Linked DNA regions of Mus musculus: region 1 is linked to region 2. A link is a loop called in an ENCODE intact Hi-C map of the cell type or tissue named here. Cell type or tissue: left cerebral cortex. All regions are shown on one strand. Links, peaks and the distances in the headings refer to the core of each region. The heading gives the core; the rest is flanking DNA. Region 1 holds the start of Yeats4 (YEATS domain containing 4). Region 2 holds the start of Rab3ip (RAB3A interacting protein).

Evidence for each region. Hi-C counts contacts between places; a loop is a spot of excess contacts. Peaks named below come from ENCODE experiments on the same cell type or tissue, not always from the same donor. Only the 100,000 strongest peaks of a DNase experiment are listed, where the experiment ranks them.
Region 1: a loop joins it to region 2, with 2.2 times the contacts of the local background. A loop is called at or near these places in 9 of 42 quality-filtered maps.

What each region holds. Positions count from the first base shown.
Region 1 is chr10:117,220,485-117,228,785 of GRCm38, reverse strand. Yeats4 (YEATS domain containing 4) reads left to right here and starts at 4,279. Exons shown (of 7, transcript NM_026570.4): 1 at 4,279-4,527; 2 at 6,493-6,612; 3 at 8,188-8,254. The coding sequence starts at 4,477. It overlaps Gm31963 (a long non-coding RNA gene), which reads right to left and starts at 4,300. Exons shown (of 4, transcript XR_872061.2): 1 at 4,219-4,300; 2 at 2,039-2,195. In left cerebral cortex, for the core only: CTCF peaks have their summits at 3,250, 3,450 (motif pointing left) and 5,049; DNase peaks (open chromatin) are centred at 3,560, 4,306 and 4,506; H3K4me3 peaks cover 1,863 bases; H3K27ac peaks cover 1,191 bases.
Region 2 is chr10:116,945,461-116,953,794 of GRCm38, reverse strand. It overlaps Rab3ip (RAB3A interacting protein), which reads left to right and starts at 3,342. Exons shown (of 11, transcript NM_001359645.1): 1 at 3,342-3,535. 4933412E12Rik (RIKEN cDNA 4933412E12 gene) reads right to left here and starts at 3,233. Exons shown (of 3, transcript NR_038026.1): 1 at 3,103-3,233. It overlaps Gm40768 (a long non-coding RNA gene), which reads left to right. Exons shown (of 3, transcript XR_872055.2): 3 at 1-141. In left cerebral cortex, for the core only: a CTCF peak has its summit at 3,229 (motif pointing right); DNase peaks (open chromatin) are centred at 3,296, 3,935 and 4,585; H3K4me3 peaks cover 2,104 bases; H3K27ac peaks cover 430 bases.

The DNA.
Region 1 (8,301 bases), core at 302-8,301, 270 kb before region 2:
TCCTAAGTGAAAAATAAATACTAGGTATGTATTAATTTATAGTCAAGTGAAAAGAGGTGTTTCCATCACATTGGTTAGTAATTCTGGGACACCCCCCCCCCAGTGGTTTCAGGATTTGGGAAACTCTGTACCCTGTATATGCCCAATGCATAAAACCAAGAGAAGCCTTCCTCCACCAGCCACAGACAGAACCTTGGGAAAATCATCTTTTTATCTTTCTTTCTTTCTTTTTTGGTTTTTCGAGACAGGGTTTCTCTGTGTAGTCCTGGCTGTCATGGAACTCACTCTGTTGACCAGGCTGACCTTGAACTCAAGAAATCTGCCTAACTCTGCCTCCCAGGTGCTGGGATTAAAGGCATGTGCCACCACTGCCTGGTTGAAAATCATTTCTTGATGTTATTTTCTCAGCACAACAGAAAAAAGCGAAGTCTAAAGTGAAAAGTGAAATTCCCATGATGCCCTTTTCACTCCGTGCCACCTCCTCCCCTCCCAATCTGCTGCAAGATAGCAATTCAGAAGGCACATTGTGCAGAGAGGATTGTCTGATCCGCGGGGCACAGATCCATGGCATGCTTTCAGGCTTTCAAGGGGGAGCTATTTTCATTACTATTACATAGGCAGACTTTCAAAGACCCAAGTGTCACTCTCAGAACTCAAAATGTTTCTGGCTAGTGAAAAAGAAGAAGTGTTCACTGGGAACCCTTGTTAAGATGATGTCTGCAAACCATCTCCACTGTACAGTGTTTTGTAGTGGAGACACTTAAAAACTATTGCTCTTCAAAAATTTGATCTATGCATTTATTTATGAATGTATTTATTTATTTATTACAGTAGTGTGGACCACACCTTTTATTTTATTCAATTACAAATTGTAACCATGACGATCGTTTGACAGCGCCACATCATCCGGGGTTTGTTCAGTGAGACCCTGGAAACTGCCTTCCCTGGAATTTTTGCTATGAGCGCCTCTTTCTCTGAGCACTTCTTGCATTTCTGGCTGTTTGACTCATCTCGTTCTTTTCCTGCTTTAGATCGGGAATAGCCATTTCTCCAAGGAGTCCTGGTTTCTTATAATAAATAATGATGTTTTAAAAATAAGTTCTTGGGGTGGGGGAGGCTCCGAGGACACACACACACACACACACACCATGGCATGCTCCCCACTCGTACCCCAAGATAAATGGAAAAAAAATACCTGGGACTCAGATGTCATTACTTCCACGCCCTATTGGTGGGGAAACCTAGAGGATACAGACATTTGCACTACACTTATCCCCAAGTCTTTTGAATTGAAAATACATCTATACCAATACCTCCATCACAGAATTCATTCTAATTTTTTTCCTTTTCCATCACTTAAGTTTCTTCTCAATTATCAATGTGCCATAATCGATATCCCAACATGACCCTGCTGTATAATAGATACCCTGCCCTCAGGCTCCTCCGTCTCGGTGGGTAGGGGGCTGCATTTTCCTCCATTACCTATGTCCCTTCTCTGAGGCACTATGCCAGGGATTCTCAACCTGGAGGCCCAATGACCCTTTCACAGGGGTTATATGTCAGATATTCTGCATTTCAAATGTGTTCATATTACTATACATAATGGTAGTAAAATTAGTTATGAAATTGCAACGAAAATAACGTCATGGTTGGGGTCACCACAGCATGAGGGGCTGTTAAGAGGCTGCCACATTAGGAAGGCTGAGAAGCACGGCACTATGCCAAACCTCTGTCCTGAGAGGAAGGAGGGCTCATGGTTGGTTGGTTCACTGTGCATCTTTCCTTTTTGAGAAAGGGTCTCCCTGTGATGCTCAGGCTGGCTAAAACTTTTTATCGTTTAGTTGTTTTGAGCCCACTCCATAACCTAGTCTGGTCTTTGAACTCTCAGCAAACCTCCTGCCTCAGCCTGTTGAGTGTTGAGGATACAGTCCTAGTCCACCATGCCCAGCTTGGCACTTCCTATTTAGCTCAGGCTAGCCCTGAACACTTCTGACCTCTGCCTTTTGAGTGCTGGGGTTATGAGTGGTTACCATCATACCTGGAAGATTTCTTCTCTGTTGTTCCTTTCCACATCCCAGACACCTAGAATAATGAGTGGAACGTGGTAGACTCTCATTACAACACGTTTTTCTTATTCTTCACTCTCCCATGATTCCAGGACAACAGCTTGAAGAAGACTAGGTCATACCTCAGGGCTGTGTAAATGTAGAGCAGAGACCAGCCATAAGAAATGTCACATGGCCTTTCCCGAGGAGGGAAGCAAGAAAAGACCAAAGCATCAACTGGACCAGAGTCCATCTTGGCAAACCGGTGAAACTACTGTGGTTACTCATGAGAGTATGGGTGAGGGGCCCCTCACAGGAACAGGGTTACCTCAAAGGCAACTGCATCACTGAAAAGCCCAGGCCCCAGTGGGTGGTGACTGGACATCCGACAACCCTGAGCTTGCTGGGTGGCTCTCAAGCAGCTCAGTAGGACAGAGTCTCCCCCAGTCAACTCCACAGGATGAGCACAGGCTCTGTCCTAGACTTCTGTCTCCTCCCTTCCCCCAATCATCCCTTCCTGCTTCTTTAACCTTGGGGGGGTGGGGTGGCGGCTCGTGTATCTTGTTAGCTTCAGAACTTCTTGAGCCTGTGAGTTGTTTACTTTCCAAGTCTCAGGAACCTCCTGTCTCCTTCCTGGAGGGAATGTCTCCCTTAGAAGCTCTAAGCTTATATCAGGTGATCAAGGAAGGGGAATGACATTTAGATATCAATTAAGAAACAGAGTTAGGACATACTCAAGAGCTGCCAGGACAACCTCAAAATACGGGATGACTATAGAAACAGCCAAGATTATCAAAAACAGGGGCTGGCAAAAGTAAAGGTACTTGTTATCAAGCCTGATGACTTTAACCAGATCTCTAGGACCCACATTCATTCTCTCTCTCTCTCTTTCTCTCTCTCAATAGATAATACAGTGAAAAAAAATACTTTTATTAAAGATTAGCAAAAATTGGGGGCTTAGTGGTTAAGAGCACTAGCTGCTTTTCCAGAGGACCTGAGTTCAATTCCCAGCAACCACATGGTGGTTCATAACCAATCTGTAGTGGGATCCGCTGACCTCTTCTGGTGTGTCTGAAGACAGCTACAGTGTACTCCCATACATAAAATAAATCTTTTCTTTAAAAATTAGCAAAAATTGATTGACCATGCTGTTAAATTCGCTTCTCGGTCTCCTGATTATTCTCATTGATTAGTGCTGTGCCCAGCCTTCATCAGAGAAGTTTATTGCAATGAGCAGTGGTTAATGCAGAAACCCAAAACTAGCCAAAACGCCCAGGAATAAGAGATGGTGGTGTGCTTAGCACTATTCGGGACAGTTGTACCACTCCTTCCAAGATTGGGGAATATTTCAGGGTATAAAGAGCCAGAGAATGGAGAGACATGTATCAAAAACGACACCTTCTGGCCACAACGTGGCCATTGCACTCATGAACTTACTGCAGCTGCGGTTATCTGCATAGGACCTGCGATTGCATGTTAACATTTCAACATGGATGGCGGGAGGGGTCCAGGGGCCTCACCCTTCCCAGAGGGACTATTGAAAATTCATGACTGTTTGGGAAAGAGATGCCATTTTCTTTAGTAAGGTACCACTGATAAATTACTCTTGCTTCGGTAAAGAATCCCACATCCATAGTAGGACAGGAAACGCCAATTAAAGCCAATAGGTCACGAACTAAGAGGGCATGAAAGTAGGAGGGGGGCTTGTTGGAAAGAAGAGTTCCAACTGGGGAAGGGTATGAGAGAGAAGAATGGTGAGTGAAAATAAGAACATGACCCTCTTAGGCATGGTTTAGGAGGTTTTTACTGTAGATAGGGAGAAAACAGATTCCCGACGAATCTGGAAAAGTCAGACTGAACATGGCCAGCAGAACAGATTGAGCCATGAAGAGCGGGAAGTGGAGTCATTTCTGTAGTGCCATCATGTTGGCCTTGGAAATCGAACTCAGGTCACAAGGCTTGGCAGCATATTCTTTACCAAGCCCACGCCCAGTTATCTGACCTGCCCAATCAGAAGCTTTGATTCCAGAGTCTATCATCTTGAAGTGTGTGGGGTTATCTCAACCCTAAAGCTACAAACGTTCACCATTTTGGTGCTTCCCTACCCTTAACTTCTGCCTAAAATTTATCCCCATCTCTCTTTATCCGCTGCAACAGCTCATCAGGCTCTTACCGGGGAAGGCTGCAGCCTCGCGCGTGCGCACTGTCTGCCTGAGCCCGTTGCGCATGCGCCGCCGCCCTCCCCCGCCCTTCCGCTCGGCTCTCCCAGCTCGGGGCTGAATGGCCGACCCCGACGCGGCGCGTGTGGAGGAGGTGGCTGTCCGGCTCCCCGAGCCCAGGCGACCCGCCCTCCTCCGGCTCGTGAGGGGAGCGGCTACCCCGCCGGCCTGAGCTCTCTCCCTGGCCGCCGCGGCTCCTTCCCGGGGACAATATGTTCAAGAGAATGGCGGAATTTGGACCTGACTCCGGCGGGAGAGTGAAGGTCAGTGCGCAGGCGCGGCGCGCGGGGCGGAAGCTCGGCGCTCATTGGGCCCCGAGTCCTCGTCACCGCCTCCGCACCGCCAAACACAAAGGTGCCGGGGTGGCTAGGGCATCAGTCGCAGACCCTGGATAGGCTCGTCCGTCTTGTCGTTCCCGAAGCCCCGTGCTGATAAAGTCAGCAAAGAGCGCTTAGCTTCGTTCGTGTTTAGTGAAGGTTGCTTAACACTGGACGTTGTGACACTCAGTTCCCTCCCATCTATATGTGTATTATTAATAGGGGTGGAGGTAAGAGAACGACTTGCAGGAGTCGGTTGTCAGGTGTCACCATGTAGGTGTGCTGTCCAGCCTGAGCTGCAGTCGTCTCTTCCCTGTGTGCCATCCCTCCAGCTCGCCACCCCCTCCCACCTTCCTACATCTGCTGGTTACTTTTTTTTTTAATTTTAAAATTTATTTTTATGTATATGAGTACACTGTAGCTGTCTTCAGGCACACCAGAAGAGAGCATCAGATCTCATTACAGATGGTTGTGAGCCACCATGTGGCTGCTGGGAATTGAACTCAGTATCTCTGGAAGAGCAGTCAGTGCTCTTAACCTCTGAGGCAGCCCTGCTGGTTATTTTTTAAGGTACCGGTTCAGGATGCTCTCCCCGTGCCCCTAAAAGGGGCTTCTACTTACAGATCTTATCACAGAAAGGATTTTTTTTTTTCCTTAAAAGAAATCACATCAGTCTACAAAAATTTTAAAATCCTCATCGGTGTCATATTATTTTTATTACCTTAATCATAGTGTCTATATATCCATAGCTGCCTTAACAGTATATGTAAGATGAGAAATCATCGAAAATCCTAAAGCCCTGAAATGCAATAGAAAGAAATACCAGGTAAAAGTCTGTGTTAGTATAAGAGGCTTTGTAGAGCTGTGCATTTGCCCAGGGTTTTAGGTAAGGCTTGGGGATGGTAGGAAGTGATTGCAGAGCAAAAGGTTCATGGGAAAACTCTTCTCTACTTGCACAAGTTAAATCTGGAAGTTTGTAGTTCAGGATAACTTGAGAAAGTTAGGCCTGTAGTCCTCAAATTGAGTTTCCTCCTTAGTAGCTGGGGAAGGGGTGGGGGTGAGGCAGGAACAAGATAGGCCCTTGAGAGGCCCAACCCAAGTGGCCTGTGTGTTCCCACTGTCCCCATCTCCTAGGCCATTCAGCTGTGAGCTGATCAGTATGCTAATCCCTTGGTAAGGTGCTTCTGTAGTCCAGGCGCCTCTCAGCCGCCAGCTGGGGACCAGCAATAAGCCTTTTGGGGGAGGGGGTACTCCATACCCAAACTGTATGTGCATAATAAGGATGACAGCAGAAAATGCTTGCCCTGAAATTCTCTCATAAACCGACCTTGGGTTTTGTGCTGTGCTTTGGTAAACACTGCCAGAGGCTAATCTAAAAGCCTTTCCCAGCCAGCAGAGCCGGTCACAATGGCAACTTGAACTCAGTAGCCTAGCTTTTAGGTTTGTGAAGGCATTTTGTTCTTCTCTAATCAAGTACTCAGGTGCTTTTACATGCAGAGCTCAGCAGGTAAAAGGCTTACCAAGTCTGATGACCTCAGTGCAGGCCTCAGGAAGGTGGAAGGAAGAGAATCTATTCCTTCAAGTCATCTGTGACCTCCTCATGTGCTGCACAGGGCGCCCAGCGTGCACACAAACACCCCAAACAACCCACTTTTCATGTGAGGACTGGGAACCAAACTGTAGCCTTCTGCAAGAGCAGCAAGCTCTTCAACCCCTGAACCATCTCCCCAGCCCCTCTCGTGGGAAGCATTGTGCCAACGTTAGTGAATGTGACGCTGGCTCGAGACGCCTGTTCTAAGTCAGCCCGTACGTGGTTAGACTGCGGCTCCCTAAACCAAGTCGCCGCGGCTCATGGTGTTTATCCAGGTGCTGGTGAAGTATTTACTGATTTTCAGCTTGCTTTTCTTTTAGGGGGTTACCATCGTTAAGCCAATCGTTTATGGCAATGTTGCCAGGTACTTTGGAAAGAAGAGAGAAGAAGACGGGCACACTCACCAGTGGACTGTGTACGTGAAGCCCTACAGAAACGAGGTGGGCATCGCTTTTCCCGGAAGGAGTGTTTGCGGTGCAGTCTGTTTAGTTGACAGTAAACTGAAATTGTGTATAGTAACTTTCCAAGTATGAGGTGGGTCCATTATAGACTCCCACCACTAGCCCCATCAGAAACAATAAAATGAAGCCCCTCATCTTCATGTAATTAATGAATCGGGTTTTCAAAAATGTCGTCTGAATAAAATTAAGATAAGGGGCTGGAGAGGTGACTCGGCAGGTAAACACGTGATACTCTTGCAGAGGACCTGAGTTGGTCCCCAGCACCCACGTACGGCAGCTCACGGGGATCCAGTGCTTCTGGCCTCCCGGGGCAGCCGTACGCACATACCCACACCCACACATGTGTACACACATCTGCACAAACGTGTTCACTTATGAATGCGTACATATGTATGGGCGGTCTTTATCAAGGGTGGGGGAGGAGGAAGTTGGTGCCTGCAGGCAATGTGAACAAAAAGTCCTGAGAGAAAGGGGGGGGGCTGTAATTCTGTTACCATGGAGACTTGCAGATGCCCAGGCTTCCTGGTCATGTGTGATTGCTGAGCTCCAGGCTCAGTGAGAGACCCTGTCCCCCCAAAATAAGGTAGAGAGCACTAGAGCAGGGTACCTGATGTGGACCCCTGGCCAGCCGTGTGTGCATCCCTCCCTCACCATACTCAAAGAAACTGTTTCTAAAAATTGGCTATAAATATGGTTTTCTAGGTATACTTCTATAAAAATACCCCAAATCTTGCTGTTGCTTCTGATGGAAGTCAGAATTAACTGAGAGTGTTATTTATTGATGCATATAAAAGCAGAATTTGAGCACCTCGGATAGTGGTGACACGTACTTATAAGCCCAACACTGGGCCAAGAAGATGGCAAGTTCCAGGCCAGTGTGGGCTACATAATAAGACCTGTCTCAACAGCCATGTCCCCTCAAAAACCCAGGGTTTGCAAAACAAGTGATGGGAAATAACTTGGCACTGGCTGACTGCCTTTCTTCCTCTTTATCCCCTGGCTGCTGCCCAGGCATAGTTCTTGGCTCTGTTTGTTGCTGTTGTATTAAATTGTTTTGGAGTTTTTGTTGTTGGGGTTTTTTTTTTTTTTTTTTTTTTGGTTGGTTGGTTGGTTTCGGGGGTGTGTGTGGCGTGTTTGTTTTGGTTGTTGGTGTGTGACAAGTTCTCACTGTGTAGTCCTGTCTGGGCTGTAGTTCAGCTGTGTAGACCAGCTGACCTCAAAACCAAGATCCTCCTGCTTCTGCCTCCCGTGTGCTGCGATTTAAGGAGTGTCACCGCACTGGCCTATTTTGTTTGATTTTTGGGAGAGGAAAGCAAGCTTTGAGTCTTGAGCTGTATCCGTGCCCCTTTTAAGACATTTTAGTTTGAAGCAGGGTCTGGCTGAGTTGCCCAGGCTGCTCTCAAGCTTTGTCATCTTTCCTTAGCCTCTTGGTTAGCTAGGCTGCCTCACTAGGCCAGCTAACTCGTGAATGTCAAAGGAACGGGCATCGTGTAAAATTGTGCTCGGATGCCAGATCTGGTTCCGTTGGAGAACTGATTTTTTTCTGTGTTTTAGGATATGTCAGCATATGTGAAGAAGATCCAGTTTAAATTACACGAAAGCTACGGCAATCCTCTAAGAGGTGAGGCACAGCTCTTGATTCATCGTGGAATAGTTATAAAGGGCCAG
Region 2 (8,334 bases), core at 125-8,124:
AGAGCTGCTTGTATCCTTCCAGAGTTTCTGGTATCGTTTCCTCTAAAGCCAGAACCATGTGGCCGAAGCTGCCAAGTTTGTGTGCTTGCTGGGGCTGGAACCTGGCCCCCTTGGTCAAATACATTTTCCTTCACTGCTTCAGCCTGGCTGTCCTGGACCTTGCTTTGTAGACCAGGCTGGTCTGGAACTCGCTGTGTAGACCAGGCTGGCCTGGAACTCAGAGATCCACCAGCCTTTGTTCTCTGGGTGCTGGGATGTGAGGTGTGTGCATCTATGCCAACCCCTAAGCTTTTTTTAAATTCCTTTTCACAAGTTGGAAGCTTGCTTGGGTGGAGGTCTTGCTCTGAGGGCACTACTCCCTTTAGTCCATTTGGCAGCAGGCTTTTCTTTAAACCTTTTGTTTTCTTGAGCCCTGGACTTTAGCTCCATTGCACTTCCTGGTGCTCTTTTTTCCCTCAAACTGCATAGCTCATTTTCTTTTCATTATAGATCTGCCTAAGACTGGCCACTAATAACTAATATGATAATTGACATAATCAATACTTGGCTGTTTTGAAATCTCCTCTGCCAATACCATTAATCTAAAACTCTTCAATTTAGCCTCAGATTTATGTATGTATGTATGTATGTATGTATGTATGTATGTATTTATTTATTTGTATATTGGACAAAGGCAGAAAACAGCCACACTCTTCACCAAAATATCACAAGTATGATCTCTGGGCCACTTACTAATATTCTTCTCCTCTGAAACCTTTTGATCTGGGTCATAATCTACATTGTTCTGTCTTCCGTGTACCTAATAGGATGGCCCATTAAGTCCTGCTTAAAATGTTCAATTGCTTTCCCCAATCCAAGTTCCAAAGTCCATATTGCACCAAGAAACCCGGCTTGTCATAACAATACCCCACTCCTGGTACCAACTTCTGCCTTAGTCAATGTTCTATTGCTGTGAAGAGACACTGTGTCCACGGCAACTCTTACGAAGGAAAGCATTTAACTGGGGCCGGTCTACAGGTTCAGTAATGTAGTCCATCATTGCCATGGAGGGGAGTCTGGTGGCATGCAGGCAGACATGATGCTAGAGAATGGGCTGGGAGATCTACATCCAGATCCACAGGCAGCAGGAAGAGAGAGACACAGGGTCTGGCTTAGGCTCTTTGTAGACCAGGCTGGTCTGGAACTCACTGTGTAGACCAGGCTGGCCTGGAACTCAGAGATCCACCAGCCTTTGCTCTCTGGGTGTTGGGATGTGAGGTGTGTGCATCTATGCCAACCCCTAAGCTTTTTATAAATTCCTTTTCACAAGTTGGAAGCTTGCTTGGGTGGAGGTCACCCAAGCAAATCTCAAAGTCCACCCCTAGTGACACACTTCCTCCAACAAGGCCACACTTCCTAATCCCTGTCAAGGACCCAATTATAATAATTATAATATAAATAATTCCCAATGACCAAGCTCCAAATATATGAGCCTCTGGGAGCCATTTCTAGTCATGGCTCTACAGTAACTCTCCCCATTCTCAAACAGTGCTAGAGCCCACTCTCTAAGACTACAGATGATCTTGTAGTTAACATACATGTGGGTCACTGTGGGATTCACACACATTAGCATTACTGTCTTCTGTAGACCCGTGATGTTTTGGGTCTTACATTGAATAAACTGAAGAGCCAATCCTCCAAATGTTCATATACCAAATAGAGCATTCTCCCTGTGTGTCAACCATCTCCTCTTCCTACCTTTACAGAGTTCTCTGTCAAGCAGAGTGCCTGTTCTCAAGACACAGACTAAAGAGAAAAGAGAGGAAAGTCTACTTATGATTCATGGGGAATATGCACTGCAAGAGTTAAAGCAGCAGTTCTCAACCTGTGGGTCGCAACCCCTCTGGGATCAAATGACCCTTTCACAGGGGGTCACCTAAGACATCAGAAAACACAGATATTTATGTTAAGGTTCATAACAGTAGCCAAATTACAGTTATGAAGTAGCAACGGAAATAATTTTATGGTTGGGGGTTAGTATACACTATGAGGAACTGTATTAGAGGGTCACAGTGTTAGGAAGGTTGAGAACCACTGAAATACAGTGTTCTGGGATCACAGGTAAGGAGTTAGGGTTGGGAGGCAGGCGAGCATCAGGGAATGGTTTACAAAGAAACTGGAGCATGGGTTAAGTAATTACCAATTCCATATGATAAAAGATGTGTGTGTGAGCCGGACAGTGGTGGTGCATGCCTTTAATCTCAGCACTTGGGAGGCAGAGGCAGCAGATTTCTGAGTTCGAGGCCAACCCTGTCTCGAAAACCAAGACAAAACAAAAAGTGTGTGTGTGTGAACATCTCTTTAGAAAAAAAATGTGTAAAACAGGGAGCCCATAAAGTTTTCTCTTAATAGTAAACTTGTCTCCTTTTGTTTGAGTCTTTGGATGGTAGGAATTTTTTGTAGAGGTGTGTGTGTGTGTACACATGTGTGTTTCTGTATGACTCACTGTGTCACAGAATGTGGTGAGGTACACTAATTACATATATTAAACCACTTAACTCTCAAAACCTTGATGAGGTAGACATTCTTATTTCCAATTATCAGTGAGAAGATTGGCGATATTGCAGATGAACTCGCCTAAGGTCACAGAGGTCAGTAGGTGGCTGATCACAGGGACCACACACATAGCTTCCTTTTTATTACCACCTCCTTGATGTACTCAACAGAATGGCAGCCCCTGCCTCTGAGTATCACAAACATTGGCGGAAATACCGAGGATGACTGCTCCCTCCCACCCCCCATCCCTGAGTTTGATTTTCAGGGCTTGATTCTGTCTGTACTTTGTTTTTTGTTTTCCAACTTGGAAGCCCGAATGTGGGATGGAAGTTTGATAAGCAAAACAAAACAAAACAAAACAATAGATATAGTTCCTGTAAAAGATGAGAGACGGTCTTTGGAAACTGAAAGTGGAAGGATCTGGGTTTACCAGCTCCCCGCCCATCCCATCCCCCCCCCCCCCCCCTCCCCGGGCCCCTAACCTCCTACTCCAGCTTCAGGTATCCACAGACGCGGAATTTCAGGTCGGTTCTGCTTGTCCTCAATACACAGTCCAAAGCCTCTTACCATCCCAGGAGAGTTCACATCCTCCAAAGGCAGCCACAGGATTTCCAGCCAGAGTGGTTCCCAGGGAAACCGCTGTAGAGGGACCCTGGACTCCGCGCGTGGATTAGCCTGCACCGAGCCCCTCCTGTCGCCAGGGGGCGCCGCAGCGCGCGAGTCCCCCTCGCCACTCCCTCCCGGTCCCGCCTCTAGTCCCGCCCTCTCTCCCGGGGCGGGGGCGGGGGAGGGGGAGGGGCGGCCGCTTCTCCGCCCGGCGCTCGGCGCAGGCGCAGTCGGCTCTCCCTCCCTCGGCTCCCATCGCAGAGAGCGCCAGCCGCGGCGGAGTGGAGCGGCGTCTGTCCGCCGCCGTCCTCCGCGTCTCCCGAGCTGGGCACGCGCACCCTGCGGCTCTGCGAGCGCTGCCGAGCGCGGGCGGCGGCCGCGGCGGATCCGGCAGGTGAGTGCGGCGGCGGGAGGGAGAGGCGGGCGGTGTGAGCACCGCCCCCTCGGCGCCTCGCCTCGCGCCCTTGTCCCGCCGGCCCGGAGCGCGGCCGGGCAGGTGCAGGAGGCGGCGGGGAGGGCGCGGATCGCGCCCGCCCGTCCGCCCGTCCGCCCGCCCGCTGCGGAGCCCCGGGGACCCGAAGGGCGGCGGCTCCGGCGCTCACCTGGCGGCCCGCGCGGCCTCGGTCGCGGAGTTGCTTAAGTCGCGGGCGGCGCGGTTGGCCGGGGATGTGCGGGGGTCGCCGGTTCCCGGGGTCTCCCCCGCCGCGCTCGGCCCAGCCTGACTTCGGGAATCGGGACCCCGGGAGTGGGAGAACAGCGGTTCCCCCTGCGTGGGCCGCTCGCCCCCCGCCGCCCGCGGAATAGCGAGGCTGGGGAGAGGATGGTGCCGGGTGGACGCTGCAGCACGCGAAGAGTTGCCAGTTGTTGGGGATTAAAACATCGATCCGTAATGGCTGGCTGGCGCACTCTCCTCCGAGTTAGAGCTGGTGCCCCAGAGGCACTTTAGTTTCAAGGAAATGTTGCCTGTTCCCAGCCTACCTGTTTAGACACTTCTCAGTGTCCCCCGTGTCAAGGGAAAGAGCCCTGTGATCTTTTGGCTCTGGAATGATTGCATAATTGGAGGAGAGGCCGATAAGAGGATTAAAACAAACCGTTCTATTGTAAATCTCTTGAAAGACCCGGTTTCTGTTCATTACACTGTTCTTAAGTTTTTGTTTCTAAACAATGAATCGAGAGGAAAAGGAGGCAGAGTAGGTATGCAGCCCATCGTTGTAAATATTTGATACTGTTAAATATTTCACCAGTTTTATGGGGCCTTGTTCAGTTAGCATGTGTTATTTATTTACCAGGACTGTGCGTTTTCAGAGGACTTTTCATGTTTGAATAGACACTGCATTCCGAATCTACTCCTCAAGGCCCTAGGGGAATATATTAACTGAACTTAACAGTTACACAGATTTACTCAGCAATGCATTCTTAACTATAAGAACAGACGTCTTTCAACTTTTTTCTCTTTCCGGCCCAAGGATGTTTTGAATTAATGCCTTCTTTTGTGAATGAGCGTGCTTGATGAGACGCCTCATTGCTTACATAGCAAGTCATTTGTGCTAGCGAATGATTCTCACCTTCCACTGCCTGGTTGATGTTCAGTTTCTTTGTGGAGCTTTGATGTCTCTGTTTAAATGCAGCTGTACTTTTGAATCAGTGTAATTCTATACTCTGAGACATATTCTTTGCCTCAGAGTTTCTTTATGCCTCTACTCTGCAGTATACGTGGATGCCCTACAGATATATATATATATTTTTTTAATGGAAAAATTACTGGGACTTGCCCACCCCTCATATTTACGCCGTGGCAGAATGGAAGCTAGGATATAACGTTAGTTTTGTATGTATTGTATGGGTTAGATAACCCATGCTTTTCTGCTGAGCGGGTCTCACAAAGGCTTAGCTCTAACGAAAACGGATAACTTTCAGAACCATCTCTCACCAAGCATGCGACCTCGAGTAAATCATTTATTGAGCATACTCAGTAGAAACACATTCAAATGTCAGCAGTTGCTCCTTTAGTAGTTGGTTGTTTCAACCCAACATGAACTTTATAAAGGTGGGATATGAGTTTAACTGGACATTCCATTGAGATGGGGCGCGCAGGGAGGTGGAGGAGCTTCGGGGGGAGGGAAGAAGCAAGAAGTGTTAACTTGACTGTGGCCTGGGCACTGGGCTGGTGGGCTTGTTGTTTGAGGCTACGTTGGCTTGTTGGTCCTCAGGCCATTTTTTAGGTTATAGATAGCTTTATCAGATTTTTCAAACCCGGAAACCGAAGTGCAGAAAATCAAAATAACTTGCCCGAAGTACATAGTTGTCATTTATAGTGGCTGATCGAAAAGCCAGTATTAAAAACTATTTGAGAACCCCAAATGGAGATTTAAACTCTGTTGTTTAAACTCCTTATGCTACTGGTCTATGCTTTCTGAAAAAAGAGCTTTGCATTTAGAGGGCAGGCCAGTGGAAGGTGTTGCCATTTGTGTGTCTGATTAAAAACTATTCCAAGTGTCCCGATGGTGACATCCCTGTTGCCACTGTTAAACTGAGATCGAAGTCCTGATCTAAGCTTGCTCCAGCTCATGTACCCTCACCAACCAAGAGATAGGTCATTTATATCCCCTTGCCTTTCGTAGCTAAGGGAATTGATACACGAGTGATTGTGTAGCTTAGCCAGGATCGGATAGCTGGCAGGTCGATTAGAAGTCAGGCAGCTTCGGTAACAGGGCTTCAACTGTCATAAACCCACGGCTTCTTGTGGTATAGGTTGTGACGCCTTGTTTGCTCTTAGTCACAACGTCCAACCAGTTCATGCTTGAAGGATTGCCTGGTCTTAATTACTGCTCTGCCACTTCATCTGTAGGTCGTAATGCTGAAAAATTGTTTTTAATTTAGCTTTTATGAGATAGTTATATGAGTGTAATATGTAATTCTTATGTCACCAGAGGCTTTTGAATAAAATATTCAGTGAGTATCTACTTTGCAAGCCAGCGGGGGTTAAAGGAAGCTATAAAAAGTTGAAGGTAGGAACTTACGATACTCTTATATACTATATAATATGTTCCTCAAAGCTTAGAGGGACCTGGGATATAGCTCAGGGTACAGGGGATTGCTTAGCTTAGCCTGTGAGACTGCAAGCTCAGTCAGTTTCTAGGATGCAAAAAGCAACAGCCTCTACCAAAACAAAACAGAAACAATTTAGGAGGATATATGTGTGTGTGTGTGTATGTATATATACACACATATACATATGTATATATATCACACATATGTATGTGAAAATCTATGTATACATTTGGTTGAGTATTCAAAGATCTGTAGTACTTGGGTACTGGGGTGGAAGCAGAGAGAAACAGTAGGTAGGGTGTGTGTGAAGGTAAGGACAGAAAGTTATAAGAATATTGTTCTTGAAGATACATTTTAAAGCAAAACATTTGGCCAGTACAATGCAGGTCAACAAATTTCGCTACTGTATCTACTTGATACCTTAAAAGTCAAACCTCAGGGTTTGGGAAAACTCATTTAACTAGTTTCTCCTTTGCTGCAATGCTCTCTTTAACTCCCACCCCCTAACCCTCACTCCCATCTGGCTAGAGCCAGGCTTCTATAACGTTGTAACCTTATGTATATTCTGTAACCTGTTGTAACCTTATGTATATTCTGTAACCTTCCTTCCCTCGCTTGCTGAAAGCTTACTTTTACTATACCCTTTTATTTATTAATTTTGATATTTGTGCTACATTTATATTTTTACTTCTTTTTCTTTATTAGTTTTAGTTTCTTTGAGACAGGGTTTCCCTGTGCAGCCTTGGATGTCCTGGGCCTGGCTTTGTAGACCAGGCACAGAGATTGGCCTGCCTCGGTCTCGGAGCGTTGAGAGCTGGATGCATGCTGGGAAGGGCGGTTGTCTGAGCTCCTGGACAGCAGCAGGTGTCACTTTATCTTACCTCAGTTTATAGCTTAGCACTGGGCTTGGTACCCAGGAGGGATTGTGCTGGAAAATCCATTGAGATTGCGTCAACAGCAGAGATTGAAGTGAAGTGTTGGGAATGAGAGCTGAGGGGACTACGGGAAACACGGACTTGAGTAAAATCAGGCTGCCGTGTGCTTAGTTTACATGCCGTGCCTTACACCGTCCTGCAAGGATTGTTGTGGAGAAGGCTCAGACGGTAAAACGCTTGCCCGAGTTTGATCTCCAGAGCCATGTAAAAAATTGTGTATTAGTTACTTTTACGTTGCTATGATACCACCACCAAAGCAGCTTATAGTTGAGGTTATTTTGGGTTATAGTTCCAGCAGGCTAGGAATCCCTATTAGCAGGGACAGCATGACAGCAGGCACCAGAGCAGGACGCTGGATACCCCATCGTGACGACAGGCATGAAGCAGAGAGCGTGCACGGGACATAGATGAGGATGTGCGACACTAACCCCCAGTTAAGCACAGTGTCCCCCAAACGCCTGACAACCAGGTGCTCAAATAGGAGAGCCTGTGGGGCATCACTCAGTCTAACCACCGTAGGTTTGGTCTGGTGGCTGCACTTGGGGTCCCAGTATCGGGGAGGCTGAAATAGGCAAACCTGAAGCTTGCCATTCTGCCTAGCCTAGCATAATTGATGAGCGCCAGCCAGTGTGTGTGTGTGTGTGTGTGTGTGTGTGTGTGTGTGTGAGAGAGAGAGAGAGAGAGAGAGAGAGAGAGTGTGAGTCAGTCCTCTGGTCCCCATATGCACAGGGACACACACACATTATGGCAACTCTAATGGCAAAAAATGTCAACTAAGTAGTAAATTCAGGAAGACATGACCATAGCACCCAAGAAGAGGGAAAGGAGAGAGAAAGGACACAAAACAGCGGTGACCAGCGGTGGGGTCAGCCACGATTCTGCTGTTCTCCTGTCTCTCAGTCTTTCTACATTAACTGTGTCTTTAATGTAGTGGAGTCAGTTAGAAGCAGACACACTGAGGGCTTTCATCTTCTTATTTGCTGACTATTTGATCTTGGCTACTGAGTGTCTCTGAGTCTGTTTCTGTAAAGTGGGGATTGAGACCATTTTAAAGGCTGCTGTGATGCTCAGCCAGACTGTGTATATATGCAGACAAAAATAAACTCTTGTTCTAGAGAGTCCCAGGATATGACCTTGACATTGATCTAACCTTTATAGTGTAGGTAGCCATTTCAGCCAGTTGCGGCTAGTTAAAGCCATTGTTAGC